Linked DNA regions of Homo sapiens: all the other regions are linked to region 3. Evidence: chromatin loops called from intact Hi-C (ENCODE). Cell type or tissue: ascending aorta. All regions are shown on one strand. Region 1 overlaps SLCO1B3-SLCO1B7 (SLCO1B3-SLCO1B7 readthrough). Region 2 overlaps SLCO1B1 (solute carrier organic anion transporter family member 1B1). Region 3 overlaps PDE3A (phosphodiesterase 3A). Region 4 has its middle 11 kb from the start of SLCO1B3.

The links. Hi-C counts contacts between places; a loop is a spot of excess contacts. Peaks named below come from ENCODE experiments on the same cell type or tissue, not always from the same donor. Only the 100,000 strongest peaks of a DNase experiment are listed, where the experiment ranks them.
Region 1: it touches region 3 in a loop (13-fold over the local background); 11 of 110 quality-filtered maps call a loop at or near these places.
Region 2: it touches region 3 in a loop (4-fold over the local background); 19 of 110 quality-filtered maps call a loop at or near these places.
Region 4: it touches region 3 in a loop (11-fold over the local background); 34 of 110 quality-filtered maps call a loop at or near these places.

Annotation. Positions count from the first base shown.
Region 1 is chr12:21,061,286-21,069,285 of GRCh38, forward strand. SLCO1B3-SLCO1B7 (SLCO1B3-SLCO1B7 readthrough) reads left to right here. Exons shown (of 16, transcript NM_001371097.1): 14 at 6,034-6,098. Among named protein-coding and RNA genes, the nearest start is that of SLCO1B1, 66 kb to the right of the region's middle. In ascending aorta, a CTCF peak has its summit at 4,761 (motif pointing left); no DNase peak of the experiment used is centred here.
Region 2 is chr12:21,165,830-21,173,829 of GRCh38, forward strand. SLCO1B1 (solute carrier organic anion transporter family member 1B1) reads left to right here. Exons shown (of 15, transcript NM_006446.5): 3 at 6,821-6,962. Among named protein-coding and RNA genes, the nearest start is that of SLCO1B1, 39 kb to the left of the region's middle. In ascending aorta, a CTCF peak has its summit at 4,260; no DNase peak of the experiment used is centred here.
Region 3 is chr12:20,642,895-20,650,894 of GRCh38, forward strand. It overlaps PDE3A (phosphodiesterase 3A), which reads left to right. Exons shown (of 16, transcript NM_000921.5): 11 at 3,596-3,709; 12 at 3,857-4,056; 13 at 5,794-5,997; 14 at 7,551-7,706. Among named protein-coding and RNA genes, the nearest start is that of SLCO1C1, 48 kb to the right of the region's middle. RefSeq lists a silencer at 3,461-3,755. In ascending aorta, a CTCF peak has its summit at 3,530 (motif pointing right); no DNase peak of the experiment used is centred here; H3K27ac peaks cover 3,522 bases.
Region 4 is chr12:20,795,611-20,803,610 of GRCh38, forward strand. No RefSeq gene overlaps it. Among named protein-coding and RNA genes, the nearest start is that of SLCO1B3, 11 kb to the right of the region's middle. In ascending aorta, a CTCF peak has its summit at 3,180 (motif pointing left); no DNase peak of the experiment used is centred here.

The DNA of each region.
Region 1 (8,000 bases), 420 kb after region 3:
TTCCATAGGGCATAATATTAGCCATTTAATGCTACAAACTTCCCTTTTAGCGCTGATTTGCTGCATCTCAGAGGTTTTGACATGCTGTCTTTATTTTCATTCATTTTGATTTTTAAAAATAATTCTGCCTTGATTTCATCATTGACCCAATAATTGTTCAGGAACAAGTTATTTAATTTCCATGTATTTGTATAGTGTTGAGAATTCCTCTATGTGCTAATTTCTATTTTTATTTCACTGTGTTCTGAAAAGGTACTTGATGTAACTTTGATTTTTAAAAAAATGTATTCACTCTTGCCTGTGGCATGGCATATGGTCAATTTTTTAGCATGTTTCACATGCAGCTGTGAAGAATCTATATTCTGTGGTAGTAATATAAGATGTTCTGCAAATATTTGTTAGGTTCATTCGGTCTAGTGTTCAACTTACCAGCTTTCTTTGTTGATTTTTAGCCTCCATGATCTTCCTGTTGCTGTCAGTGGGTTATTTATGGACCCTACTAATGTTGTATTGGCATTTCTCTCTTTTCTTCAGTCAAGTAGTATTTGTTTTATGAATCTGAGTGCTACAATGTTCGATGCATACTTTTAGAATTGTTATATCTTCTTGTTGAATTGAGCCTTTATAAAATATAATAACCTTTTTCATTTTTTGACTGTTTTTGATTGGAAGTTTGATCTAACACAAGTATAGCTATAGTTGGTTTATGTTATCATGGGATATCTTTTTGCACCCCTTTACTTTGACGCTGAAAGTGTCTATACCAGTTAGTTCAGTTAGGTGGGTTTCTTGTAAGTAGCATAAAGTTGTATCTTTTTTTTAAACATTCTGCCAGCCTATATTTTTTAAGTGGAGGATTTAGTCTGTTTACATTTAAGGTCAGTATTGATTTTTGAGGTTTTGTTTCCATAATATTGTTAATTAGTTCTTAATTGCTTTGGGGCATCAATTGGGTAATTTCTTTATAAGATCTGTGTGTTTTATGCTTTTGTGTGTTTCCATAATGATTAGTATTGCTCTTTCATTTCTGTGTTTAGAACACCTTTGAGTATTTCTTGTAATGCCAGTCTGTGACAAATATGTTTAGTGTTTGCTTATTATCTAGGAAATACCTTATTTCTCTTTGAATTATGAATCTTAGTTAAGGGGGATAAAAAAAATTCTTGTCTGGCCTTATTTTGTAAGAAGACTCAAAATAGGACCCCAGTTTCTTTTGGCTTGTTAAGGTTCCTGCTTACAAGGTTCCTGCAAACTCTGGTATGAGTTTGATGAGATTTCTTTTTAGACACTTCTCTCTTGCCTCTTTTATGTTGACTTTGGATAGTCTGAGTACTATATGTTTTTCTTAGGTTATTCTTGAAATACATATCCCAGGAATCATCTCAGATTTTTATATCTGGATGTCTAGGTCTGCAGCAAGACCCGGGAAGTTTTCCTGAGTTACTTATTCAAACAAGTTACCCACACTTTTTACTTTCTCTTCTTCCCCCACTGGAATACCTATAATTCATAAGTTTGGATGCTTTACATGATAACCTTTACATGATAACAAAGTGCTTGAAGGCATCGTTAAGTTTCGCAATTTAATTTTCTATATTTGTCTTACTGGGTTTACTTAAAAGACCTGTTTTCCAGCTCTTAAATGGTTTATGCTGCTTGTTCAGCCCATTGTTAAAGCTTTCAAAACCATTTTGCAATTCCACCAAAATATTTTTCATTTTCAGAAGTCATGTCTGTTTTTCTCAATAAAATCTATATTTTCTTTTATATGCTACATCATTTTTCTCATGTATTTGTGATGGCTTTCAACTTTGGATCTCAACCTTAAATAATCCTGTATTTCTTAAAGGCCTTATTTCTGGGAGGCTTCTTTAGAATTCTTTAGAATCAATATTTTGGATTTTTTTTTTTTTTTTTTGAGTTGGAGTCTCACTCTGTCACCAGGCTGGAGTGCAGTGGCGCAATCTCGGCTCACTGCAACCTCCACCTCCTGGCTTCAAGCGATTCTCCTGCCTCAGCCTCCTGAGTAGCTGAGACTACAGGTGTGCGTTCTTCATTGACTATATAAAAGATTTTATTGTGTTTAGAATCCACCGCTGGAGGTTAGTGTGGTCCTTTGGAGATGTTGTAACACTCTTTCTTCTTTATACTTCCAGAATTGTTTATCTGGTTCTTCCTCATTTGGATAAGCTATCTCTCCTTATTTTGAATTTATTTTGTTTTAACAGGATTTTTCTCCCTTTGAAACTGTGACTGTAATGTGTGCTGCATAGAATCTGAAAGGCTGTATTGAAGAGGATCAAGAAAAAATGCTAGAAAGGAAAGTGTAGCAGTCAGTATGGAAAGTTCTTTTCAGGAGAAGTGTTAGAAGAAGAAGCAGAGAAAAGATGTGGTAGTTAGCATGATTGTGTCATCAAGAGTTCTGTTTATGTTCAATGCTAGAAATCATACCATGCTTGCATACTAATGAGAATTAGCAGTACAGATGAAGGAAACTGATAATGCAGGAGAGAGGGAAAGTAATTACAGAGGAAGATGAAAAGAGATGTTAACAAGGACACAGAGTTTTTCTCTGTAGAAGGGAAAATTGTCTATGTGGGTAAAAAGCCGGTAAATGTGTACCTGTAGTGATAAAGAGTATTAAACTTTTTTTATCTAATTGCTTCTACTTTCTCTGTTATAAAAAAGCAATGTAATCAGATGAGAAGGACGATAAAGAAAAGAAAGAGTGTTCATATCAGAAAAAGTTACCTAGTAATCTTGAAGATTGGAGAAATATACTGACTGGCAAAATGGACTAGTAAAATATTGGACAATTGCACTGGAGGTCCCCTGAATATTTTGGCTTATGAATTTAAAGTGAGCCCAACCAGCATGGTTGAATTATTTCCTCCAGCCGTGCAGCACACTACATAGGTGTAGAGAAGGCAGAGGTTTAGATAAAAGCATTTTTGCTTGTCCAATACAATAAAGGATGAGATAGACAAAATGTTCAAGATATATGCAAAGGATTGATTATAACAAAAGATCATGATGAGATAGGACATGAAGAGGTGAAACTAGGGATGGCCTGTGAAGAGGTCAGAGGAGTCATAAGCCTAAAGAGCTAGGGCTGGGGTATATTGCAGCAGACGTATGAAACGGAGTAATTTTAAAATTTGAGATGTGGTCATGAGGAGTGGGATGCTCAAAATAGAGAATTTTAAAAGTGGGTACTGATGAACTGATTGTGGGTGAAAGAAATACGACTTTCCAGAGAAAAGGCCAAGAAACTGGAAGGGCAGAGCATTGGGAGCATAATCTATATGAATATTAAAATAACTAAGAAAAGGGGCAGAAATCATTTTGACAAAAACGACAGAGAGCCTAGAATGAAAATTGTCAAGAAATGATAAGAGTTGTGGTGTGCCAGTCTACAGCTAACTTCAACAAGGAGGTTAGAGAATAGTATATTAGTGTGGTGCACCTCTTACTGGGATCTAGAGGTCTTTCAGAGGAGAGACTCAGGTATGGAAGTGGTAAAAACAAAAGATCAATAAGGACTTCCACATTTCAGGCCCACTGATATGGAGGCGGTGGAAGGAAAACTTGATAGAGTTGCAAGGAAAGAGTGTTAATGGGAGTTAGATTTCATTTAGAACAAGAAAGTAAAAGAGCTAAAAAGAATGTAGGAAGTTGGCCAGGCACGGTGGCTCATGCCTATAATTCTAACACTTTGGGAAGCCGAGGCAAGCGGATCACTTGAGGTCAGGAGTTCAAAACCAGCCTGGCCAACATGGTGAAGCCCCATCTCTACTAAAAATACAAACAAATTAGCTAGTCGTGGTGGTGGGCACCTGTAATCCCAGCTACTGGGGAGGCTGAGGCAGGAGAATTGCTTGAACCCAGGAGGCGGAGGTTGCAGTGAGCTGAGGTCACAGCACTGCACTCCAGCCTGGGCCACAGAATGAGAATCCATCTGGAAAAAAAAAAAGTAAACATTTTGCTGGTAAGAAACAAGAGTTTCCATGGGCAAAATAACAGGGTTTGAGTGATGGGAAAAGAGTAGGAGAGTGAGTTGGATTAAGGAATGTGTATTAAACCATGTAGAATGAGAGTCTTTGTACCCAGAGAAGATCTAAAAATCTTGGCATTCTGCTGGTGACAACGGTGTGAGGCATGATGTAAGCTGATGACAAACAAAGCATCAATCTACAGTGAAAAATGTCTTTCATGATAACAGTGTGTGTGTGCATGCAAGTGAGCATGTGAGTGTGAGCATGCAAGGAGTAGTGTGAATGTGCATGCATGTAAATGTAGGAGTGAGTGTGTATGATTGTTATTGTATGTGTATGTTACTATATCACACACATCCATCATTTCCACTGAATTGAAGATTTCAGGCCCACTCTTAGGAAAATATTTACCCTATCTGCAAGTCCCCCAATTCTCCTGCATGCTAACCCTTTCCCTGGTAAAATACAAGTTGATAACAAATGTCAGTTTGCCTTGTGCGTATAGTATACAAACTGCAACTTTCGAAAACGAATTACAGTGAAAAATGCCTGTCAGGCAATTGTCAGAGAACTCAACCAGGGGTGAAGTGCAATCTCTCCCTTCCCCAAATCTCCTTTGAGAAATCTGATATTTGAGAGTAACATCTCCATAGAAAAGCTAACCTACCCTTCCTGGTGATTTTCTCCTGACCATCTCTTTATGAAATAAATTTCCTCCTTATATAGCAGACATGGATTCATTGTCCTCAGTGTGGTTGTTGTGCCCTCAACTGGGCTAACAAAGTACTGCTGTACTTGGTGAAAGGAGAGCCAAAACACACTTTCCATTTATTGTCTCTCCTAATATATAACTATCTTATGTTTAGCTTTTAATATATTATGTTTAATTTAACTTTTGCCTTTTAAAAGTTTATAAATTCTGTTGAATTCTTTTCAGAATCTCAATAAATGGTAGCTGTTTTGTAAAGTATACAGGTGATTATGTGTAAATTAAATTGAAGTTTAGAGTGCTAGCTCATTTTATTGGATTCTTATAACATGAGATAAGCATTATTATCCTCACTTAACCAACAAGGAAACTAAGGCTAAGAGAAATTAAGTGATATACTTCTCCAAGTCACTTAGATGAGAAGAAGCATAATTTGTCTATTTACTCCCAAGAATATTAACTAGCATAGTATCTCTTATTAGGTGCTCAGTGAATGTTTGTTGATTGATGACAGCTACATAGCTCTCTGAAAGAATAACCATCCAAGAGTTCAAGAAAAAAACAACTTTTTCATCAGTTAATTTACTCTTTCAGTAAAACTGGGTTTTTTGAGCCGCAGTCATCCTCCCTTATCCCAATCCACCCCCTCCACTAATGCAAAATAATTTTATTTCACTTGATATATACTAAGTTATCACAGGGTTGGTAGTGTAATCAGTTTATTGAACACAGAAAAATGGAATTGGGGAAATGTAAGAGTGAGTTAGTTTCTAAGTGAGGATACAAGTATAGTCTTACCTTCAGTATGACAGTTAAATACACAAGACACTAGAATACAGAAAAGTTTTTTGACCCTTCTGGTTGTATTATATAATTTATGAATCATATTAGTAAACTACCGTGTTAACACTGATGACAGAAATAAGATGGAAAAAAGAGGACTGCTAAGAATTACTTTTGGATAATGGTATATAATATTTTCATATGAGCTACCTAAATAGTCCACACAAAATCATTTTCTTCATAAACGTGGCAAGTCTGTTCATCACCTTTTTATAGGATTTTCATAAGGATCAAATATGAAAATATTTGTTAAACTGTCCTGAAATCATAAAGCATAGAATAAATAAGAAATAAAAATAATTATTACTACCATCCAGGTGTTTGCCTTTTAAAACAATTGAAAATATAACTATATTTAATGTGGGCCATTCACTTAAGGGTTCTCATTCAATCATGAAGAAAAATGATACTGATAAATGTTTTGATATTAACTCAGTTTGATATTTTAATGATGTGTATTGTTTCTTTGCTTTAATCATATTACAGGATTGTTCAACCTGAATTGAAAGCACTTGCAATCGGCTTCCATTCAATGATTATGCGATCGCTAGGTATGATAAATATACAGATTAGAAATTTAACATGTAAATATTCATGTTAAGGCTTAAAGACAATGTAATTAATTTTCAACTATGAGAATGTATAAAAAAGGAATAAGTAAGAATCATTTCCATTGTTGTGATAAATGAAAATAATAAGAGGAAAACTTGAGTGGCCTAGCAGAGAATTTGATTGTTAATTCTTGTTAAAGCCAATCTGTTAAGAGCAAGGAATCATCATATTTATATTATACTTTTTCTAACAGAAAGATAGGTAGTATTTGAAATTTTCCTTCTTTCAGAAAAATAAGAATATTTCTTCCAGGTATAGGCAGAGTGGAGAGTCTTCCTTCTAAATGGAGGCATTATTTAGGACAGGCCTCAATTAGCTTAGGAGCCCTAGGAATCTGGTCAGGCTGAAGTTGTATAAAACAACAGGAGATAACATGTAACTGGGCCACTTCTCACTACCTGGTCCTGTAAGGCTGACCAACTAACCACTAGCAGAAGTTAATGCAAAAGGGAATGAGAATTCAGACTCTAGAACTGGACATCTTAGATTAAGAGCGTGTACTGAATAAAAGAAAGATCAGAAAATTGTGGTTTATTATTGGTGAAGAGTAAGATTATAGACTCCAGAGGCTAAAGGCCTTTTTAAATTGTTTTTAAATTTATTTTTTGTTATTTCAGTAGGTTTTTGGGAAATAGGTGATGTTTGGTTACATGAATAAATTCTCAGTAGTGATTTCTGAGATTTTGGTGCACCCATCAACCAAACAGCGTGCACCGTACCCAATGTGTAGTCATTTATCTGTTACCCACCTCCCACCCTTTCCCGAGTCCCCTAAGTCTACTGTATCATTCTTATGCCTTTACATCCTCATATCTCCCAATTATGAGTGTGAACCTGTGGTGTTTGGTTTTCCATTCCTGAGTTACTTCTCTTAGCGTAGTAGTGTCCAATTCCATCCAGGTTGCTGTGAATACCATTATTTCATTCATTTTTATGGCTGGGTAGTGTTCCATGATATACACAGACCACATTTCCTTTAACCACTTATTGATTGATGGGCATTTGGGCTGGCTCCATATTTTTGCAATTGCAAATTGTGCTACTATAAACATGCATGTGCAAGTATCTTTTTCATATAATTACTTCTTTTTCTCTGGCTATATACCTAGTATGGGATTGCTGGATCAAATGGTAGATCTACTTTTATTTCTTTAGGAAATCTCCACATTGTTTTCCATAGTGGTTGTACTAGTGTACCTTCCCTCAAGCAGTGTAAAAGTGTTCCCTTTTCACCATATCCACATCAACATTTATTATGTTATAATTTTTTGATTATGGCCATTCTTGGAGGAGTGAGGTGGTATCGCATTGTGGTTTTGATTTGCACTTCCCTGATAATTAGTGATGTTGAGCATTTTTTCATATGCTTGTTGGCCATTTGTGTATCTTCTTTTGAGAATTGTCTATGCATGTCCTTAGCCCACTTTTTGATGAGATTGTTTGGTTTTTGTCTTGCTGATTTGTTTGAGTTGTTTGTAGGTTCAGAATATTAGTCCTTTGTCAGATGTATAGATTGTGAAGATTTTCTGCTGTTGTGTGGATTGGCTATTAACTCTGCTGATTATTTCTTTTGCTGTGCAAAAGCTTTTAAGTTTAATTAACTCCCATCTGTTTATCTTTGTTTTTGTTGTATTTGCTTTTGGGTTCTTGGTCACGAAGTCTTTGCCGAAGCCAATGTCTAGAATGGTTTTTCTGATGTTATCTTCTAGAACTTTTATGATTTCAGGTCTTGTATTTAAGTCTTTGATTCATCTTGAGTTGATTTTCATATAAGGTGGGAGATGAGGATCCAGTTTCATTCTTCTACATGTGACTTGCCAATTATCCCAGCACAATTTGTT
Region 2 (8,000 bases), 520 kb after region 3:
CCCTTCAGAACTGTGAGAAATAAATGTTTGTTGTTTAAGCCATCCGTTCCATCATAATTTGTGATAGCAGTCTGAACTGACTTAGACAAAAGTTCAACAGCAAATTTGAGCAGTTAGAACACAGAATCCGCAAACTTGAAGATAAGACAATTGAAATGATTAGTCTGAGAAGCAGAAAGAAAAAAAAAACGAAGAAAAATTAACAAAACATACGGAACTGTGGGACACTATCAGGTGAACCAGCATAACAATTACAGTAGTTCTAGAAAGAGAAGAGACAGAGAAAAGGGAAGAAATAATATTTGAAAAAAAAGTGGCCGAGAACGTCCCAAATTTGATAAAATATATGATCTCAATATCGTAGAAGCATAAGAAAATCCAAATAAACTCAGAGATCCACTTTGAGGCACATTATGATCAAACTGTCAAAGGCCAAAAAAATAAAAATAAATTCAGAATCTTGACAGCAACAAGAGTAGGAAATAATCATGGGCAAGAGTTCCTTAATAAGATTAACAACTGATTTCTCATCAGAGACCAGAAGACATTGAAATGATATATCCAATAAAGAACTGATATTCAAAAGTATGCAAAGAACATCTAAAACTCAATAATTAGAAAAATAACCCAATGATAAAATGAGGATGATATCTGAACAGATGCCTCACTGAAGAAGATATAGAGACAACAAATGAGCATGTGGAAAAATGCTCCACATCCCGTCATTAGGGAATTGTAAATTAAACAATAAGCTATGTCACTGTATACTTGTTAAAAGGACTAAAATTCCAAACACAAAAATATACCAAATACTGGCAAGAATGTGGAGCGACAAGAACTCTTATTTACTGCCAGTGAGAATGCAAAATAGTGCAGCCACTTTGGAAAATATTCTAATAGTTTCTTACAAATTTAAAGATAGGCTTACCATACAATCAAGCATTTGTAGTCCTTGGTATTTACTGAAATAAGTATCAAGTGGAAAGCATGTCTACACAACAGCCTACAAAGAGGTGTTTATAGCAGCCTTATTGATAATTGCCATAAGTTAGAAGCAACCAAGGTGTCCTTCAATATGAGAATAGGTAAAGCGACCTTGGTACATTCATGCAATAGAATAAGAATATTTTTAGTGATTAACAAGAAATGAGACATAACCAATGAAAAGACATGAAACATTAAAAGTATATTTATAAGTAAAAGAACGCAATATTAAAATGTTACCTACTATATGATTCCAACTATATGACAAATTTTATTTTATAAATGCTTTACCACAAAAGTTAATTCTAAAAATGTTTGCCACCAAAAAACAAACAAAAAACATGGTAGAGATCATCTTTATAGTTTTTTATAATAATCCTCTTGATAAAGATTATATCATAAGAAATCTTGACAGTTTACATTCAAGGATATGACATTTTATTTACAAATTAATGAAATCTAATAAAATGTGACAATGAAAATTTAGCTGAGTATAAAAGAACCTAAATTAGTAGACAGTGAGAGAGGAATGGGGGAGGGGATGTTTACAAGAAGTTCTACATCAGTACAGAACTTCATAAATTAGTGGATAAGAGCATGGTGAAGAGCAATTGTAAATCAAATGAAAATGTTGTGGAACTCTTATTAGTATCTGCAGCCACTCTGGCACTTTAAACATATCCAGTAGGAGAGGTTAATTCTCTCAGCAGGAGACCACTCACATTACTTTTTTCTCCCTATAAAATAATGCATCGTTTTGTCATGCTGGTAAAAAACACATAACATTAAATGTACCTTTTCAACCAATTTTTAAGTGTACAATTAAAAAGTGTAAAGTACACTCACATTGATGAACAACAGATCTCTTGAACTTTTTCATTTTCCATTGCTGAAACTTTGTATCCACTAAACTATCTTCTCCTCAGTTCTAAGTAAGTACCTTTCCACTTTCTGTTTCTAATTTTTTGACTACTTTAAATATTTCTTTCTTTTTTCTTTCTTTTCTTTTTTTTTTTTTTTTAAGATGGAGTCTCGCACTGTCACCCAGGTTGGAGTGCAGTGGTGTGATCTCGTCTCACTGCAACCGCCGCCTCCTGGGTTCAAGCGATTCTCCTGCCTCAGCCTCCCAAGTAGCTGGGATTACAGGTGACTACCACCATGCGCAGGTAATTTTTTTTTTTGTATTTTTAGTAGAGATGGGGTTTCACTATGTTGGCTAGGCTGGTCTCAAACTCCTGACCTCGTGATCCGCCCACCTTGGCCTCCAAAAGTGCTGGGATTACAAGTGTGAGCCACTATGCTTGGACTACTTTAAATATTTCATATGATAGAATCATACAGTATCTCTCCTTTCGTGACTGGCTTATTTAGCTTAGCATAATGTCCTTGAGGTTCATCCATATTGTAGCACATGATGTAATTTACTTATTTTTTAAGTCTGCATAATATTCCATTGTGTATGTATACCACATTTTCTTTATTCATTCATCAGTAGACATTTGGGTTGCTTCTACATCTTGGCCGTTGTTAATAATGCTGCATGAATATGCATGTACAAATATCTCTGCTAGATCCTGTTTTGAATTACTTTGACTATATACCCAGAAGAATAATTAATGGCTTGTATGGTGATTCTATTGTTTAGTATTTGTGGAACCTCCAAACTCTTTTTCATGAAAGCTGAACCATTTTATATTTCCATCAACAAACATGAAGTTCCTAACTTCTCTTACTCGTTATTTTCTATTCTTGAAATAGTGGCTTTTCTGATGGTTGTGGGGTGATATCTCATTGTGGTTTTAATTTGCATTTCCCTGATAAGTAGAAAGTTGAGCATCTTTTAATGTGCTTATTGGCTCTTTGTATATCTTCTTTGCAGAAATGTCTATGTAAGTCCTTGACCCATTTTTAAATTGGGTTGTTCTTTGTTGTTGTTTCCTTGGAAAAGTCCATATATTCTAGATATTAACTCCTCATCACTTATATTATTTGCATTTATTCTGTGCCATTCCATAGGTTATCTTTTCACCTGTTGTTTTCTTTTATGTGCAGATGATTTAAGTTTGATATAGTCTGATTTGTGTATTTTTAATTTTGTTGCCTGTGCTTTTTGTATCACATTTTAAAAATTGCCAAATTGAATGTCCTGAAGCTTTTCTTTTATTTTTTTCTGGAAGTTTAAGGTCTTACATTTAGGTATTTAGTTCATTTTGAGTTAATTTTTGCATATAGTATAGGGTAAGGGCCCAATTTCATTTCATTGCATGTGGGTATCCAGTTTCCCAAACATCATTTGAAGAGGCTGTCCGCTTCCTTGTACTAAATGAATGGTGTTTTGCTGCTTCTTTTAAGAGTCTCTGTTTGTGTGTAACTTTTGACAGTTTGATTATACTGTGTCTTGGTATAGAGTTTTTTAGATTTATCTTATTTGGAATTACTTGAGCTTCTTAAATGTTTAGGTTCCTTTATCTCTTAAGATTTAAAAAAATGGGGTCCATAATTTACAAGTTTTCAGACCTTTCTCATTTACTTCTCTTCTGGTATTCCCATAATGCATATGTTGCCCTGCTGGATGGAGTCCCATAATTTCTTTAGGCTCTTCTTTTCTTTTTGCTCCTGTGACTCTAATTTTAGAAGTTCTGTCTTTGATTTTCCTGATTTTTTCTTCTGCCTAGCCAAGTTACCTGTTGAGTCTTTCTAGTGAATTTTTCAGTTCAGTTACTTTATAATTCAACTCCAGAATTTCTGTTTGGTTCTTCATAGTTTATAATCTGTTAATATTGCTATTTTGTTTATTTGTTATGTTCCTCATTTCATTTAATTGTCTGTTCATATTCTCTTTTAATTCATTGCACTACTTGACTAATTTCAAGTTCTATGTCTGGCAATTCCTATATCTTCATTTGTTTTTGGTCAGTTTCTGGAGATGTAATTTTTTTTTCCTTTTAATGTGTGAGAATCCTTTCTTTCTTTTTATACTTTGTATTATTTTGTTGTTGAGATTTTAACATTTAAAAAATCAGTCAACTCTCCCAGATTTTGTGAGATGATTTTCCATAAGGAGAACTCTCCTCACTAATTCTGAATAGAGATTCTGTGGCCTACTCATGCTTTTTTTCTAGTATGTTTTCCTTTCTTTCTCCTTTAGGCTTGTGTGTGTGATCTGTTTGAAAAGGTTTGTTGGTTTCTATAGAAGACCCTCCCCTGGGGCTTGAGGTACAGTGGCCTTTCTGGGGCTGCATTAAATTGTTGTACTGGTGCTCCACCTCGTGTCTCTGTCTGGAACTGCAGTTTTTGGTGTACCTTTGCTTGCAAAGACCGCATTTTTATTAGTACTTGAATATAGGCAAGTCAGAAGCCTGTCCTTGGGCAACCTCCCTAAAAGTCAAAATATTGAACATAGGAGATTTAAATGTTTCCTTCCAATTGCATTGCACAGGGTGGAGTGAGAAAGACTCTAGTGAGAGAGACTGGAAACAATCATGATTTTTCTTGCCAGGTTGTTTTCACGATAGCCTGGAGGTACAGAAACCTTGTAATTGGTTCTGAAGTTCTCACAGAGGCATTTAGTACATATGTTGTTAATATTGTGTCTTGCTGTTGAGGTTCCAGGGCTGTTCTGCTCTCTTGCTGATGTCACTCTCTTCCACATTTCTTAGTCCTTTTTAATAAAATGATTTTTTAATGATTAGGACCTGAACAATTTTCATCACTATTCTATGGCACAAAGACTGCATACATTTTTACAAGATGTTAGAATTGACTATCTTTGAAGAAAATCTTCATAATTTTTGTCTAACTCTGTTGCCCCTTTCTCCTGTTTTATTATTCCCATCATCAACTTAATACAACTAGTTTTGATACTCTTCTACATTTTATGCTGTTTCTTAGATAACTTTTTACATTTTATTTTAAAACTTTTAGTTATCTCTATAAGTTGTATCATTTAATAAATCTTTTGAATTCCTTTTATCTTCATTGATAGCATATATCATTTGATAGTTTCTTATGCAGAAAGGAACACACCCACATTTTGTCGGCTATCAAAGAGTTTTGTTGGGCCTTTTATCTCTGTCCCCCAAACATGGCCTAGGGCCAGACACAGAGTAGGTTTTGGTTATATAAATGTTCACTCATTATTTCTTAAGCATCTTTGTGACAGACACTGTCCTAATCACTGGGGACGGAGCAATGAACAAAACAGACAAAAACCTATGACTTGATGGGGCTAATATTCTGCTGTGGCAATATAAAATAAACTCATAAAGGAATAAATGTATTGTGAGCAGAAAGGGGTGCAATTTTAAAGAGATTGATCAAGGAAAACCTCACTGTGAAAGTTCCACTGAGCAAAACTCTTAAGGGTGTGAAGGAATGAATGATAGAAATACGACTATGGGGAAGAGCCTTTCATGTCAAGTGAAAAGCAAGAACAAAAAGCCTGGAGCAATATAATGAATCTGGAATGCTCAATATACAGCAACAAGGTCTAATGTAGCTGGAGAGGAATGACCAAGGACAAGAGTAACAAAGTATAAGATTAGAAAGATAAAGAGGAATATTTGTGGGGAGGTGGGTGTAAAAAAGAGGATAGGTTGTTTATGGTCTCATAGGTTATTGGAAAAACTTGATATGACTATAAGTTACATAGGAAAACAGAGGGGCAGCATGATCTATTTCTGATTTGTAAAGGACTTCTTTAGCTACTTTGTTGAGAAGAGACTGTTAGGCAGATGTGCACAGAAGTAGAAACATGGCTCAGGAGGCTCTTGCAATAATTGAAGCTAGGCATGGTGGTGGAAACCACTGGGAAATATAGGAGGTAATTAGAAGAGGTCGTTTAGTCAGTTCAGGCTGACAGAATAGAATAGACTTGGTGACTTAAACAACAAATATTTGTCTCTCACATTTCCGGAGGCTGAGAATTCTGATATCAGGGTTCTGGCATAATTGAGTTCTGATAAGGGCCCTATTCCTGGTTTCCAGAAGGCCATATCCTCATTGTGTCATCACTTGGGGGTAGGGGAGAGAGAGAGAGAAAGAGAGAAATAGAGGGAATCCCTAATTTCTTGTCTTATAAGGGCACTGATCTTATCAAGAGGGCTCCATTCTCATGACCTAATTTCCTCAAAAAGACCCTATCACCAAACATCAACACACTGGAAATTAGAGTTTCAACATATAAATTTGAGGTAGGGGATATAAAGATGTAATACATAACAGGGTAAATATTAATAGTAGAGAGCCCAAAGAAATTTGTTTATGGATATAAATGTGAGCTGTAATAGAAATGATTAATCGATACATTTTATTAACATGAAATTGACAAATAAAACATCTATAACCACTGCATCTTACACTGGATGTCAGTCACTTGTGTTGGTCATAGAATTTTTCTTTGCCTCTGCAAAGTTCTGTTTTTCAGCTGGCTTCCTGGAAATGCTGCCTTTGAGAATGTACTGCCACTCCCCTCCCAGTTAGCCAATGCTATTCATATGGAAATAAAGAATAGCTCACCATCATGGCCATCTGAGAACATGATGTAGCTTTCTATAAATCAGTTAATGAGATTAATTTAAAAATAACAACCTTAACTGTAGTGCTCTAATATTTTGATATTATAACCAAATTAGAAATGATGCTTTATCAGTGTAGTGATAATAACATTTAAATGGCTGAGTAGTAGTACCTGGTAAAAGGGAAAACTAAGTATGGTTTTTAAGATACAAATAATGTTTTTAAGTAAAGAAGAAAGCTATTATAATTCCATGTGCCTATTGACATTATATAGTCCTTCGATTAACCATTTTCCCCCTTTCCTTCTGATTTTTCTTAGATGTTCTTGGCAGCTCTGTCACTCAGCTTTATTGCTAAGACACTAGGTGCAATTATTATGAAAAGTTCCATCATTCATATAGAACGGAGATTTGAGATATCCTCTTCTCTTGTTGGTTTTATTGACGGAAGCTTTGAAATTGGTAACATTTATTTTCTATTTTAATAACCAAACTTGCAAAGTTAAAAAATATATATGCTTTACACCACTGGTTATCAACTGGGGTAAATTTATCTCTCACAGGCAATTTGGCAATAACTAAAAACATTTGTGGTTGTCATAACTGCACAGGGGTTGGGGGCAATGGAAGTGCTACTGGTATCTAAAGGTAGAGGTCAGGGGTACTGCTAAATATTCTATAATGCACAAAGAATGATGTAACTGAAAATGTTGATAGTGAGGATGTTCAGAAACCCTGATTCTACACAAATTCATTTTTTGCAAACTAACGCCATGTCATACTTTACCTCCCCTCTCTCAAGATGAAGAAACTTTGGGAGAGGACTGTTATTCTTAAGGAGAAAGGAATCTTTTCAGAGCAACCTACGTTAGACCTCTATTGTTTCACTGAGCACACAAAAATCTTTCCTTTGAAATACTGAAGATATTTTGTTGTCTTCATTTTATGTTGGATTTCTCCAATAACAGCTCAGGGAAAACATTTTCTGGTTCATATTTGTGTTTTTCCCTATTAGTAATTTTTTTCTAGATAATTTATAAGATGAATATTAAATTTTCTGGGAATTTTTCTCTTTAAATTTTTTTCTTCTAAATTTCCATTGTTTTTCTTTATGTTTCATTAATCTTTGATGCCATCATCCATCTTACCATATTAAGTTCTAATTTGTATATTTAATCTGTATTTTATATTTACAACAGCACTTTATTATTCCCTTATTATTTTTAGGCTGCCAGTTCTGATTTCATGGATGCAATGTGCCCTTGTACCCGTAAAGGTACTAAATTTTTTATAAAGTAAAAAAAAAATTTACTCATTCATTTTGGTGCTTTTATTCCAAATTATTTTTATGCTATTTTTTTTCAGAAGTGCTCAGTTATCCTTAACTGCTATTTGTTTATTGTTATGCCTGAGGCTCCAGATGGATTAGAAGTGGTCATGACTTTTTTTTTTTTTTTTTTTGAGACGGAGTCTCGCTCTGTCGCCCAGGCTGTAGTGCAG
Region 3 (8,000 bases):
ATAGGAGCATAGACAAAATTTTAAATACAAAATATATAAATTTGGATCTTAAAATCTGTGAATTTACATACAACTCCAACCCTCCATACCAGCTCACTTCAACTCTGTGCTTGAGGGAAAAGGAGAAAGTTGAGAAAACAAGTGTATCAAGACGGAAGAGGGAGATGGGCGGACTCTGGGAAAGAGGTAGGGTGTACCATGTGCTAGTGTATGCATGTGCGTCTATATGTTATTAAAGAGGGCGAGGGGGTTGCCACATGAGTGAAGGTGTCATCGAGAAGGCTAGGGGTTTGTCCAAAATGCAGAGATGAAGGAAGAAGTATGATGAGAATAAGGATAAAATAAGGATAGCTCTGATAGCATTTCTTATCCTTCTCAGTTGCCTACCCTGGCCAGAAGAAGAAGAGGAATCTTTGAGCATTTTTATGTATTACATAGAAACCTGTCAGTAACTTACATTGACCTTGCTAGCTTCTTTCCTGGGTGTCTTTGCTCCTGGGTTGGGTTACCAGAGAATTAATGACAAGAACAATGGAGATGCCAGCACTTGGCATAATACTGAGTACATGCTAAGTGAATATTTGATTAATAAACATGTCACTGACTGCTAACAGGACAGATGGTTTTCTATTCTTCAATCTAAGTGATTGATGACAGTATTATTCTCCTACACATACACACATATAACTAGATGTATATGTTTAGATAAGCAGCTGGATTTGGTTAGTGATTTTTTTTTTATTTAGTACTTTTAAACCTGTACTCGAAAGCAAAAGGAACATGTTTAAATATACATACTGTCTTTACCTCGTTTTTAAATCAAGATTGTACCAGCCTCATAAAATGAGTTTGGCAGCTTTTCTTCTTGTATTTTCGGCACTAGATTATTTACTTAGGATTAATTGCTTGTTGAAAGTTTGTTTTTTGTTTTTTTGTTTTTTTAAAATAAAACATTACCTATAAAGTTTTCTGGGCCTGGGCCTTGGGGTGGGGGACAGGGTGGATTAGAGCTCAAAAGGATTAGAGCTCAAAAGCTGCAAGTTCACCTGGAATAGATGTTATCAATTCCTTACCCCAAACAGGCTCTGCCAACACTGTGATACTGCCCCCCATCCACCTCCGTACTGCTATGCTCATGCACAGGTTTCTCTGACTTGCAACAATAATAGTAACTACTGGCATATAGTAATCTTCCCAGCTTGCAACAGGAGAAGATAATTTAAGAAGCTGGCTTCCAACATATCTCCCAAAAGTGGAACCCTACTCCCAGACTGCCATTTTCCTACCATAACAGGTCATTACTATCTTCTACCGATGGAGGCAGAAGATATTTTATTTTATTCTTACAAATCCAGCATTGATTCTGGGAGAAAGCTGGTGATCTATACTAGTTCTGTCTTGTTCTACAGCAGCAATTTATTTTACATGAATAATGTTTACACAAATTACAAATTCACCGTGTATCTGGCCCTTTAAAATATATTTCCTAATGTAATTGTCACAATTGTACCATGAATTTGGCAATATTATTCCCGTATTTTTAAGATAAATAAGACTTTTTACTCTGTCTTATTTTTAAGATAAGGAAGTGGATTTTAAGTAACTCACCCAAGTTAGCATGGATAATATTATAGCAGAGGTAAAAGCACACCTGTCCCAAATCCAGAAAATTCTAGTATGATCAATTTCATAAATAGCCCAAGTACAGACATAAAATATGATCGTAATTCTCTTGCCTGTGAATTATTTGTAAATGTAATGGGCTCATATCACTGGAGATGGGCTATACTCAGGGATATAGATGTCAATCTTAATGAAATTGCTCTTTCAAGTACCATATAATATTATTACTCATATTTACGATTGACACAGGTATACAAGTTTTGCTATTTTCTCCTCAGGAGGCTAGGATTTGAGCCTCCTCCTCCTCCTCCTTCCCCTCCTCCTCCTCCTCCTCCCCCTCCTCCCCCTCTTCCCCCTCTTCCTCTTCTTCCTTCTTTTTTTTTTTTTTTTGGATACAGTTTTACTCTTTCACCCAGGCTGGAGTGCAGTGGCGCAGTCTCAGCTCACTGCAACCTCCACCTCCTGGGTTCAAGCGATTCTCCTGCCTCAGCCTCCCGAGTAGCTGGGATTACAGGTGCCCACCACCACGCTCGGCTAATTTTTGTATTTTTGGTATAGACGGGATTTTACCATGTTGGCCAGGCTGAACTTGAGCTCCTGACTTCAAATGATCCACTCACCTCAGCCTCCCAAAATGCTGGAATTACAGGCATGAGCCACTGCACCTGGCCAGAGTTGAGTTTCTTTAAGCTCTTCTGATGAGATCTTTTCAAACCCACATCCAGGCCTTTCCACTGAATTTCTAGGGTGTTTACCTAAGATTTAGCTGCATATTGTCACTTAAAGACTGATTCCTAATGGCTGCCAGAAATTTAACACCTACCCAGGTGCTACAATTGCCACATTGACCATAGGTTTCCTCTTTCTTCTCTGACTAGGGAATAGGTGTTTCTCTCATATTCTCATTGTCATTCTTGTTCTCTCCTGTTTCTCTCTTCTCCTTATTTTAAGTATTATGAAGAAATGTAATCTCTTATACTAGAGAAGGAAACAGTATCATGGTTGGTTAGCAGAAATACAATATATAAAGTATAGGTATTTACAATATGTAAATACAATAGAATAAAGCATACTAATCAGTGAAGTATTATGAGGGGTCTGATAAACAAAAAACTTGGAAGAATTGCACAGAAAAGGAAGGTGAGCCAAGAGCACACTGGGCACGTGGTTATGGTTTGAAAGAAGTTGAACTGCACATGTGGAGTATGACCCCCTTCCCTTGATGATGGCATTATGACCAGATGGCATTATCTGGTTAATGGCATCATCAACCAGATGATGGCATTATCTGGTTTTCCTGTAGGTTTTAACTCTTCTAAATGGCTTAGCTTCCTACATTATTATACAAGAGGCTTTTCTTTTTCTTTTTAAGTATTTCTTAGAACTATATTCTGAAATTAGAATTTCTAGATCAGAGAATATAATTGATTGTGGCTTTGAATTTTGCTTGTGGATGAAATCTACATATAAAAGATATGTTATTGCAGTGCTTTAAGATTGATACAGAAAAATGGTATTATGTTCTATTCCCAGATTATTTTTGAGTACCATCTATCAGAGATGAAATATTATGTCTCATCTAGTTGAAGTATGTCATAGCTATTACATTTATTCTCATTCTCTGCATAGTTTTATGCAGGAGCATGAAAATAAGTACCAGAGTAAACATTACACTTTTTTCACACAGTATGTTTCCTATATACATAGTTTGTAGTCGACTGTTGACACAGATTTTTCCACTTCAGATACCTGCATGCATAATAAATGTTACAAGTAAGGTTTTTTTCTTGTTACGATGGATGTTATGGAGTTATGGAAGAGTAATCAAATAATATTTGTCCTAGAAAGTTTGGCCAACTTTCATGGAAATAGTAAAATGTTAGGACTAAACTGTTTGTCCAGTAGATGGCACTCTTAGTTCTTGGACCCCAAAGTTCATAAACTGATGACTGTTCCTGTTCACTGGTTACAGATCATAACAGAATCCATGCCACTGATGTTTTACATGCTGTTTGGTATCTTACTACACAGCCTATTCCAGGCCTCTCAACTGTGATTAATGATCATGGTTCAACCAGTGATTCAGGTATGTACGAAGTGAATCTGCACTGCCTTATGAAAGATGGGAACAAGGGTGTTTTTGTTTTTGTTTTTTTTCAAAAAGAAAGAAGTCAAGACAAATAATGTCAGTACTTTTTTAAAAACTTCTTTGACTCTCATTTTCTCTTCTCAGATTCTGACAGTGGATTTACACATGGACATATGGGATATGTATTCTCAAAAACGTATAATGTGACAGATGATAAATACGGATGTCTGTCTGGGAATATCCCTGCCTTGGAGTTGATGGCGCTGTATGTGGCTGCAGCCATGCACGATTATGATCATCCAGGAAGGACTAATGCTTTCCTGGTTGCAACTAGTGCTCCTCAGGTAAATCTTTAGATTTTGGTTAGGAGAACTAATTTAAAGATTTCTCAAGAAAGTGAAGTTCAGTGTGATTTATAACAGGCACCAAGTTAATATAAGCCAAACTATACATAGTCTTACGTTGAAATTCTCAGAGACCGTGCTAATTCTGAAAAGAAGCCATGGATTCTTCCAAGATTCTAATAGCAGGTATACAACTTTATTATCCATGGGAATCATTTCTCAGTTTTCTTCTTAGGAAGAAAACCTACTTGAATTCATGTTAATGGACCTCTTTAACAAACAAAAGGCAACCTATACAAAAGCCCCTTTCTGAAAAGATTAGAGAACCAAGCATTTCTTGGACTTTTAAGAATGTAAGGTTTCTTTGTATATAAATACCATTCCTTTGAAATATATTCAATATAACAATTATGATTCTTATGACATTATCTATAGGTTGGTAGGATTTTAATATCAATTTATTTCATTGGAGGATTTTTTATTTTTTTTGCCTAAACATAGATTCCAAAAACAGTGAATAAATTTAAAGTTCATCTTGGTGTATAGTTCTAAGTAAAAAATTCATCACTAAGTATGTAGACATACCCATTTATACAATCAAATTTAGCCCCTCATTTATTTAATTAGCTGAACCCAAGTTGCTAAACATTCTGAGATCCTCTGTTCTTCTACAAGATCTAGAGGCCAATTTCATTCAATATTGACTTTTCTGTTTTCTTCTTTGCCTCTTCTATCCCATTGCTGTTCATTTCCACAGCTCATCTTATAGGCTATTCTATAGTTTTTCTTGAATCTATATACAATAAAAATTATCTGATAATTTTTTCTTGACTATCTACCTTCTTTCCACTTGTCTTTCATACACCAGAATTATTTTTTCTAAATATAGGCAAAAATCCACTGGCCAGGATAATTTACCATTCAGATTATTTTACACGTCTACATTTTTATATACCTCTATGTTAATATTCTGTGCTTAGTGTTTTCTTTTTGTCCTATGTCTTTTTATTTCTCCATAGGCTATCTTGCACACTAGTGTTCAGGCATTTTGTAGGCAGCTTCCCTTTTTAAAAAAAAATTCTCTAATAAAACTTCTCTCTGCATTATTAGAGAATTTCAAACAAGTAAATGTCATTTTATGTCTCCGAATACTAGATAAAAGGTGATATTTCCTGTGGAGTGGAGTGAGAATGTTTTAAGTCATGGACATTTTGGGTATTCCATTCATCTTTAATAGCTGTATGTGTTTAAGAGGAGATAATGCTTATGCCAGATAGAGAAAGTAACCTAGTTACCTCTTGAGGTATTGTGGCATTGGTATAATTATATATTATATTTATATTTACATATATATGTAAATATAATTTTTTTCTTTTTTCTTTCTCCCTCCTCTTTTCTATTTGTATATAATTTTTATGTTTAAATTCCTGTACCCTACAAAGAAATCTAAAGAAAAAATCTTTTAAAAAATATCTATTAAGATAGGCGAGTGCCCCCTCAAAAGAGTTTGGACTAAGTTTTCAAGGAAAGGAATTTATCTTACAAAAAGTGGAAATTTAACCAAGAAAAATAATAGAGTCATTGTACAGTAATAAGTGATTCTTAATAAGCAGGAGTTACGTGATTACATTTCTTTGTTGTATGAATAAAAAGCAATTTCAAAAGCATTGCATATTCTCATGATTTTTGTGATTATTTTCTTAAAAAGTTGAACTCTTAACTGTCTTATTTGCCTAGGCGGTGCTATATAACGATCGTTCAGTTTTGGAGAATCATCACGCAGCTGCTGCATGGAATCTTTTCATGTCCCGGCCAGAGTATAACTTCTTAATTAACCTTGACCATGTGGAATTTAAGCATTTCCGTTTCCTTGTCATTGAAGCAATTTTGGCCACTGACCTGAAGAAACACTTTGACTTCGTAGCCAAATTTAATGGCAAGGTAAATAGAGCTGTACCCAGTTTTCTTTTCTTTTTCTTTTTTTTTTTTTTTTGAGACAGAGTCTTGCTCTGTCGCCCAGACTGGAGTGCAGTGGCACGATCTTGGCTCACTGCAGCCTCTGCCTCCTGGGTTCAAGTGATTCTCCTGCCTCAACGTCCCGAGTAGCTGGGATTACAGGCTCATGCCACCACGCCTGCCTAATTTTTGTATTTTTTTTTTTTAGTAGAGATGGGGTTTCACCATGTTGGCCAGGCTGCTCTCAAACTCCTGACCTCATGATCCACCCGCCTCGGCCTCCCAAAGTGCTGGGATTACAGGTGTGAGGCACCGTGCCCGGCTGCATCAGTCTTCATTTTATAGACACATTGAAAGATATCATGGAAGCAAACTGTTGAACAAAACATGTTACTATGAACTCCCATATTTCAAATGTGAAAATGGAATACAATAAAATGTTTAACCAGAAGCAGACATATAGGTATTGATCTGAATCTAGATGCCCAAGAAGCTGAGATGCTGTCTCTATAGATTCTACTCTGTGCTACAGAGGAATAACACATTCTGTCATTGTGGTTTTTGTTTGATTTAATTTGTTTTCATCTCTACGGTATATTTGTATAAATTATCTGGCAGCAGTACAGATCAAAAACTTGAAGCAGAATTTTATACCTCAAAAGTAAATGCCCAAATATTAAGTTATGACAATTTTTTATGAACTGTAACTATATTATTTTAATAGTAATTGATAATAAGGCCAAGCACAATGGCTCACGCCTATAATCTCAACACTTTGGGAGGCCGAGGTGGGTGGATCACTTGAGGCCAGGAGTTCGAGACCAGTCTGGCTAATATGGCGAAACACCATCCCTACTAAAAATACAAAAATTGGCCAGGTGTGGTGGCGCACCCCTGTAGTCCTACCTACTTGCGGGGGCTGAGGCAGGAAGATTGCTTGAACCCAGGAGGTGGAGGTTGCACTGAGCCAAGACTGGACCATGACACTCCAGCCTGAGAGAGAGGGCAAGACTCTGTCTCAAAAAAAGAAAAGAGAAGTAATTGATTATATATGCCAATTTAAAAAAGCATTTGTTGCTAATTCAATAATTAATGATTTTTAAAATTTTCATTTTTGTAGGTACATGGTAGGTATATATATTTATGGGTTACATTAATAAATTCATATAATGTATAATAATCACAACAGAGTAAATGGGGTATCTGTCACCTCAAACATTTATCCATTGTGTTACAAACAATCCAGTTATACTCTTTTAGTTATTTTAAAATGTATAATTCAATTATTTTTGACACACTCACCCTGTCACCCATTATTATAATTTTATCCATAATTCGTTATTTTACTTTTTTTGTGAACTATTTTTACCATTAATTTACACAGCCAATAACATTTTTAAGTAGCTAGAGGTTCCCAATTATTTGGTATTATGATCCCTATATAATATGAAGACAATAAATGTTCTATTGTTTTTCTCTTCTATTCAACTTTTGTTTTTATCAAAGCAAAACATATATTAACTTTATCTCTCAAATAGGTAAATGATGATGTTGGAATAGATTGGACCAATGAAAATGATCGTCTACTGGTTTGTCAAATGTGTATAAAGTTGGCTGATATCAATGGTCCAGCTAAATGTAAAGAACTCCATCTTCAGTGGACAGATGGTATTGTCAATGAATTTTATGAACAGGTAACTGACCACTGTTTAATACAGCTTAATCTGTACTTACAGGTTGCTCATGAATTGCTCAAAGCTTCTAACAGCTATGAAAGTATGATCACTCTATTTTATATTCATACTTTTGTCAGAAAATGCACTGGTCAATTTTGATCAGGAGACAAAAAGTGACGTATAAAAATTGGACTAAAATATAATCATAGAACTCTATGATAAAAGTTATTTGCAAGCATTTGGGGGAAGAAGATATTGAGATAGTGGAAGTCAGATGTTAGGAAGATCCTTGAAATACTGTTTTTTTATAGA
Region 4 (8,000 bases), 150 kb after region 3:
TTCTGAAGAAGGCCCTGAAGAGGATGACCAGAAACATTGGTCTCAATAATAATTTAAAATAATCACAATACAAGGGGCCAGCATTATTTTTTGGTTGATATATCCTTTATGATAAAATTTACCTTTTAAAGGTATACAATTCAGTGGTGTTTTTAATGTATTCACAGAATTGTATACCCATCACCACTAACTCATTTTAGAATATTTTCATCACTCCTAAAACAAACTCAGCGCCTATTAACAGCCATTTCTTTCTCTCCTTCTCCCAGCCCATGGCAACCACAAATCTAATTTTCATCTCTATAAATTTGAGTATTCTGGATTTTCATACAAAAGCTATTATCAAGTATGTGATCTTTTGTGACCAGCATTGTTTTAAATGCTTTAAATAGTTCACTTATTTAATCTTCAAAATAATCATATATATATATATATATATATATTTTTTTTTTTTTTTTTTTTTTTGGAGACAGAGTCTCGCTCTGTCACCCAGGCTGGAGTGCAGTGGCACGATCTCGGCTCACTGCAACCTCCACCTCCCGGATTTAAGCAATTCTCCTCCCTCAACCTCCCGAATAGCTGGGACTACAGGCGCATGCCACCACGCCCAGCTACTTTTTTGTATTTTTAGTAGAGATGGGGTTTCACCGTGTTAGCCAGGATGGTCTCGACCTCCTGACCTCGTGATCTGCCCATCTTGGCCTCCCAAAGTGCTGGGATTACAGGCGTGAGCCACTGCACCCAGCCTCTTATTTCATATTTTATTATTACTATTAAACAGATAGAAAAACTGAGACATGGTTTAGTGAGTTGATCAAGTCACACAGTTCGTAAGTGAAAGACCTGGGATGTAAGCCCAGACCATCTGTATTCAGAGTCTGTGATCTGAACCACAACACAACTTCTTCCTCATCTAAGGAGATTCATCAAATTTTGTCTCCAGGGTGACCAAGAATGGGCAGAAAAGCAACCAGAGTCTCCAGGAAAATAGAATATCTATGGTTGAGTGAACAATATTATTATAATACCCTAGTGTAGAGAAGAATCTCAATCTGAAGTGACAGTGAACAAAACATATTCAATTTCTTGGAAGAAAATGGGCTAAACAGAACTATGGTCAATGGTCTAGATGACTAGGAAAAGTTCCGGAATAAAGCGCTATTAAAAATAAAACTGGATTTTGTTTAAGATAGCAAATATATTAGGTCTCTAAGAAGGAAATAACAAAATGGGATTAAATGTGCATGAGACCATTGGTCAATTATGCTCATGTAGTTAGAGTTGTGTGAGGTACATTCTCAAGGACACCAAGACCAAAAGAAAGCATGGTAACTTAGAATAATAATAATCATAACAAAAGGAAAGAGTTAAGAATACTTTTTAATGGTGGAAATACCAGCTCTTGGTTGGGTAGGTCCCTGGAGCCCACCTTATTGACTTGAATCCTGTACTATAACAACAGTAATCACACACTCTAATCTCATAAGAGTGTGTATAAAATATTCAGGGGGTCTTGATTCAATATTTCACTATTGACAGTCTCTGAAAGAGATAGGAGTGTGGGAGCTAGTGGAGGAAGAGAGATGATTAGGGACAAAGAAGGCAGTTACCATCTGTATTATTTTCCTATTGCTGCTGCTGTAGGAGTATCACAAACTTGGTGGCTTAAAATAACACAAATGTATTGTCTTACCCTTATGGAGGCTGTAAGTCTGAAATCCTTTGTACTGAGCTAAAGTCAAGGTTTTAGCAGGGTTGGTTCCTTCTGGATGATCTGGGAGGAGAATCTGTCTCCTGGTTTTTTTCCAGCTTCTAGTGGCTTCCTGTATTCCTTGACGTGTTCCCTTTCTCCATTTTCAAAGTGCATTGCACAGATTGGAGCTATAACCTGTGGATGTTAAAAAAAAATTGAATGATAAAATAGAAGTCTGTGTGGCCTCTGTATAGCAGATTGGAGCTATAACCTATGGATGTTAACAAAATGTTGAATGATAAAATAGAAGTTTGCCCAACCAGATAATCCAGGATAATCTCCCCATGTTAAGATTCTTAGCTTAATCACATCTGCAAAGTTACTTTTGCCATATAAATTAATATCCACAGGTTCCAGGGATTGGAACATGGGTATTTTTAAGGGTCATTATTCAGCCTACCATACCACCAATCTTCACTGCTCTTCACCTTTCTTTTATATGTTGCCTAATTTTTATTTTTCTTTTTTTAGACAGAGTCTTGCTCTGTCACCGAGGCTGGAGCGCATTGGCACATCTCGGCTCACTGAAACCTCTGCCTTCTGAGTTCAAGAGATTATCCTGCCTCAGCCTCCCTTTCTAGTAGCTGGGACTACAGCCACGCACCACCACACCTGGCTAATTTTTGTATTTTCAGTAGAGATGGGTTTTCACCATATTGGCCAGGCTGGTCTCAAACTCCTGACCTCAAGTGATCTGCCAGCCCCAGCCTCCTAAAGTGCTGTGATTATAAATGTGAGCCACAACACACGGCATAATTTTTAAGGGAATATTCTGATATATCAAATCCTGGGAACAAAGGCCATGCATACTTCTAGTTTGTCATTCAACATTTTATTCACCAAATATTTAATAGGTATGCCCCAGGTATCCAGAATTTTGTTAGCCTTTGAAGCAAACCTCATAGATATATTCTTACCCTCATGGAGCTCACAGGTTATGTCATCCTTTTTACTCAATTAAGTATGTCATCCTGCTCACTACCTTTTCTGCTAGTATGAATTTATCCTTTCTATTCCAGTCTTCTCTTCCTAACTCTAAGACAAATAGGACCAATATTTGGGGAGGACGAGACAATAACAGCATTCATTTTAACAAGGAACCTTTGTAACACAATTTGTTAGCATTAAACACCTACTAAGATGATGATTTAAAGTTTATTTATTAGGCTTATGTCCCCTAACCTGAGTTGCCTGGGAAAATATTGCAATAGCCCAGGCATGAGTTAAATTTGTTTAGGCAACTAATCTCCTTTGAGTAGGGATTAGTGGTTGCATAAATATATCCCCAAGAAACAGCTGATTCCTGATTGCTGAAAAGTGAAAGTTTTATTTGCTGCAAGTGCTAAATGACTTAGCATACTCAGAAGTGCGAACTGCTTAGACTATCCATCTCTATAGATAGGAGTCTGCTTCCACCTACTGGCTGGAGAATCTCACAATTATCAATACTATACAGGTAATTATGTGAATCTTCATATTTGTTTCTGATTTGTAGGCATAATGTCAACTCTTTTCCATGTAAGCCTTCTCCTTTACTCCAAAACCTACCACATCTCTGTATGTATAGCCTCTGGGATCAGTGATAAAACTAGCCAGAATGTTGTGTTATAAAAAATATTAAGAAGCTACAGATATTCAAGGTATCTGAGAGGACATCAGAAGGCTTAACAAAGTTCATAGCACACAGAATACATGGATAGAGGCCTGAGGAAAATGGGCAGGGTGATCCAAGAACGTATGGTCACAACTGGAATTTCACAAGACACTTGATTATCAGGAGTTGAGGACAGGAGTATGCTGTTGTCCAAAGAAAACCTAGGTAATAGTGCCTGGTCTTGGTTATTTCATGTGGAAGCAGATGATTTCCTAATTCTCTAGGAAAGTTGAAATTTCCAGAAAAGAACTATTTTTTTTGCTGCATATTGAGCAAATATCTTAAAACTGAGCATTAATTTGGATTTCTATTAGAGAAAACCAACGTCATGCTGGTGCTATTCAAGGGATACACATGTTCTTGCCATTTGAGTATAACAAAAAGTATTCTGAGTTTGTGCCCTAGAGAAGTAGTAAGAGATGAGTGATGAAAACTCTGTATCATATGAAATATATTAGAGAACTCTATCACTGATTCTAGCATGAATGTGGTCTATAATCAAATAAATGCAAAATAAAACAATAGTAGATTCCATTTTGCAACCAATTTTTCAAGTGCCCTAGAGAAGTAGAAAGAGATGAGTGATGAAAACTCTGTGTCATATGAAATATACTAGAGAACTCTATCACTGGTTCTAGCATGAATGTGGTCTATAATCAAATAAATGCAAAATAAAACAATAGTAGATTCTATTTTGCAACTAATTTTTCAAGATAGAAAAATATATGACTAGTAGATATGAATTAAGAGGTGCCATTTGTATAAAAAACTATTATTGATAAAATCTTTCTGGAATGCAATTTGAAAAGCAAATTTTAAAAAATTGTATGCTCTTTGAATCAGTAATTTTGGTTTTAAGACAGTTTACTGTAGAAGTAATCCCAGATGTATTGAAGTAATTGCATAAAAGATACTCATGATGGTATTGTATATAATTTGAAAAAGACTGTTATAACAGCTACACTGTATTGAATGATCATAATGTTTTTGACATTGTGCTTGGTGACTGACCCTGAAAGGAGGACATGAAGGAGAGAGAAAACAAAAGACAGGAAAGAAATAATATGAGAGAAAGAAATAATAGAGCATTGCCTAGTCCCTCTATTTCCTAACAGCGTAGTGACTTGGTATTTCAGAACTTGAAAAAATGTAGGTGAAAGGTGAAAGACTTAGAAATGGTTTAAGTGAAATTTTGTGGGATCCTCAGGGAAGAAAATGCTCTACCACCTCAGCCATGGTGAAATTGATAGCCGGAAGTTATGCTGTGCTACATGGTAGTCACTAGCTACAAGTGGCTATTTAAATCTAAACTAAATAAAAAATGAAACTAAAAATTGAGTTTCTTGGTCACACTAGACATATTTGAAGTGCTTAATAGCTACATGAAACTAGTTGCTACTGCATTTAAGAATACACTGATATTACATTTTCATCATCTCTGAAAGTGCTATGCCCAGCACTGCTCTAAAGACACAATAGAGACAGCCTTGAGTAGAATTACTATGCCTTGTTGCTCAATGGAAAAATTTTACTCCTCTATTTTACTTCAATCAACCTATCCTGTAGACACTTTTTGGTATTTGTCATCACTCGAAACTACTCCAAAATAATACATTTAGATTTCTGCTTTCCTTCATCTTATTTTCAGTTAATCTTAGTATGCTCTTCCTTCTAATTCATGGGACCTCCAGTCTATTGAGCCCTTCATTCTCTTTCTATTCATTAAGATATTCATATTCAATAAACATATAATGAAGTATGATGATTCTGTAGTAGTTTTTGGTAGATACCCTTTATCACATTAAGAAAGTTTTTTTTTTTTAATTTGGGGTACATGTAATAATTTAATATATTCATTTGATTTGTACAGGTAAAATCAGTATAATTAGAATATGCATCACCTTAAATACTTTTCTTTATGCTAGAATAGTCTCTTCTATTTTGAAATATAAAACAGATTATTGTAGATTATAGTCACTCTACAGATCTATCAAACACAAGGCCTTATTTCTTCTATCAAAGTATACATTTCTACCCATTAACCAACCTCTCTTTATCTCCTACTTCCCCATACACTTCCTAGAAGTTCTTTTCTATTTATAGTATGCAATTGTTTTCATCATGAGTAGTTAAATTTTATCAAATATTCTTTGTACAACTTTTGAGATAATGTAAGTATAAGGTTTTCCCATTATTCTGCTGATACAGTGAATTATATTGATTTTTAAATGTTAATTCTTTCATTCACCATTTTAAAAAGCAAGTGAACAAAAACTTAACCACAAAACTGAAAGAAAGAGTACTTTCTTAATCTGAATGTACAAAACCCTATAGCTAGCATCATACTTCATTATGGAAGACTGAAAACTTTTTCCCTTAAGTTTGGGAACAAGGCAAGGAAGTCTGCTCTCATCACTTCTATTTTGAGATATGGTAGTCTGGAGATGGCACTGGTGGTTCTGGACAGTACAGCAAGTCAAGGAGTAAAACATATCCAAATTACAAAGAAAGAAGGGCAACTCTTTTTATACAACGTGATAATCTACCTTAAAAGTAGATTAAAAGTAGAAATACTTACAGGATCTGATTCCAAGACTTATTATCACGCCACAGTAATGAAAATAGAATAATATTGACATAAAATTGAACATAGTAGTAAATGGAACAGAATAGAGAGTCTGGGACAAGATCAAAACATTTATGTTTAATGGATTTTTACAAAAATACCAAGTCAAGTTTAACAAATGATGCTGAAAAAATTGGATGGCAATAGACAAAATAAAAAACCTTGGCCCTTACCTTATGTCTTCTACCAAAATTAACTCAAAATGGAGCATAAATGTAATAAGTAAAATATAAAACCTCTAAAACAACATGGGAAAATCATATTCACTTTCATTTTGGCAGTGCAAACCCTATCTGAAAACTCTCTTACATAGAATACAAAAGGGAAACTGTAAAGATAAAATTTATAAGTTGGACTTACTCAAAATTTTAAACATTTGCTTTTGAAAATATTTGCAAACATATATTCAACAAACATCTTGTTTGAAGACATATAAAAAACACAGCTCAATAATAAGACAAACATACCGATTAAAACTGGGCAAAACTGGCCAGGTGCGGTGGCTCTCGCCGGTAATCCCAGCACTTTGGGAGGCCAAGGCGGGCAGATCACGAGGTCTGGAGGTCAAGTCCATCCTGGCTAACACAGTGAAACCCTGTCTCTACTAAAAATACAAAAAATTAGCCGGGTGTGGTAGTGGGCACCTGTAGTCTCAGCTACTCGGGAGGCTGAGGTAGGAAAATGGTGTGAACCCGGGAGGTGGAGCTTGCAGTGAGCGGAGATCATGCCACTTCACTCCAGCCTGGGTGAGAGCGAGACTCCATCTCAAAAACAAACTAAAAAAAAAAATACTAATCGGCATTGAAGGGAATAAGTATCATATCTACGACAATATGGTTGAACCTGAAAGTAATTAAGTTGAGTCAAGTAGAAAGGAGTACCTATTGTTTGACGTATCTTAATATAAAATTCTTTAAAATGTAAATTAATCTATAGCGACAAAAGCAGTTCAGTGATAGGGTCTGAGGTGGGCAGTGGTAGGAAGGGACAGAAGAAAACTTCTGGGATGACCATTATCTTCAGTATCTTTGTTTCATGGCTGAATGCATATGTCAAAATTCATTTAATGATATACATTATGTATGTGCATTTTACTGCATATAAATTGTTCTTCCATGAAATTGTTAATTTTTTTCTAAAACTTTATCTGTACTTGCATATCCTTTGGAAAGCCTTCTCATTTCTGTGAGAGAATGCATGTCTCACATTGAAGACCACATGGCTAAAGTATTAAAGTATAAGAAGCAAGGAGAGATGCTAATCTTTCCGTGTGTCAGACATGTTCAGGATCCATACAGCTGGCATAATTGACTCATTGATTCAAAATGTCTATTGTTTCAATAATATAACAAGCACTATACCAGAAAATGATGGAACAAAAAAGATGAAGTTCCTGCCATTTTGTGGCTTATATTTACTGGGGAAAAGACAATATACAAACATATTTTATAAAATCATGTAATTTTAAGAGATATGGAGTAGGCAATAGGGCGAGACATTAAAGAATTACAAGTGTTACATTTTTATATAGGTCAGGGAAAGCATCTGCAAGGCAGCAATGGTTAAGCAGAAAAATAATTGAAATGAAAAATGGACATCTGGAGGCAAAATCGTCCTTCTAGAAGGAAAAAGAAGTGACAAGGACTTGAGGCAGGTATATAAATGAAATGTTTATGGAATATCAAGGAAGCCTGTTGCTGTATAGTAATGGCTGAGTAGGAAATATTTGTAGAAAATATTATCAGAGGGATAACCAGGGAAAAGATTCTGTAGATTCTTGTGGGATGTAGAAAGGACTAGGGTATTTATTTTAAGTGAGCTAGGAAGCCATTGGAAGATTTTGAATAGGATTTTCTTGGAGAATTTCTTAACGTGGTATGCATCAGTGTTATGTCCGACTCTCTAAGCAAAATGAATTGACTGTTTTCAACTTTTTAATATCATGACCATTGATGACTGGGTAACTG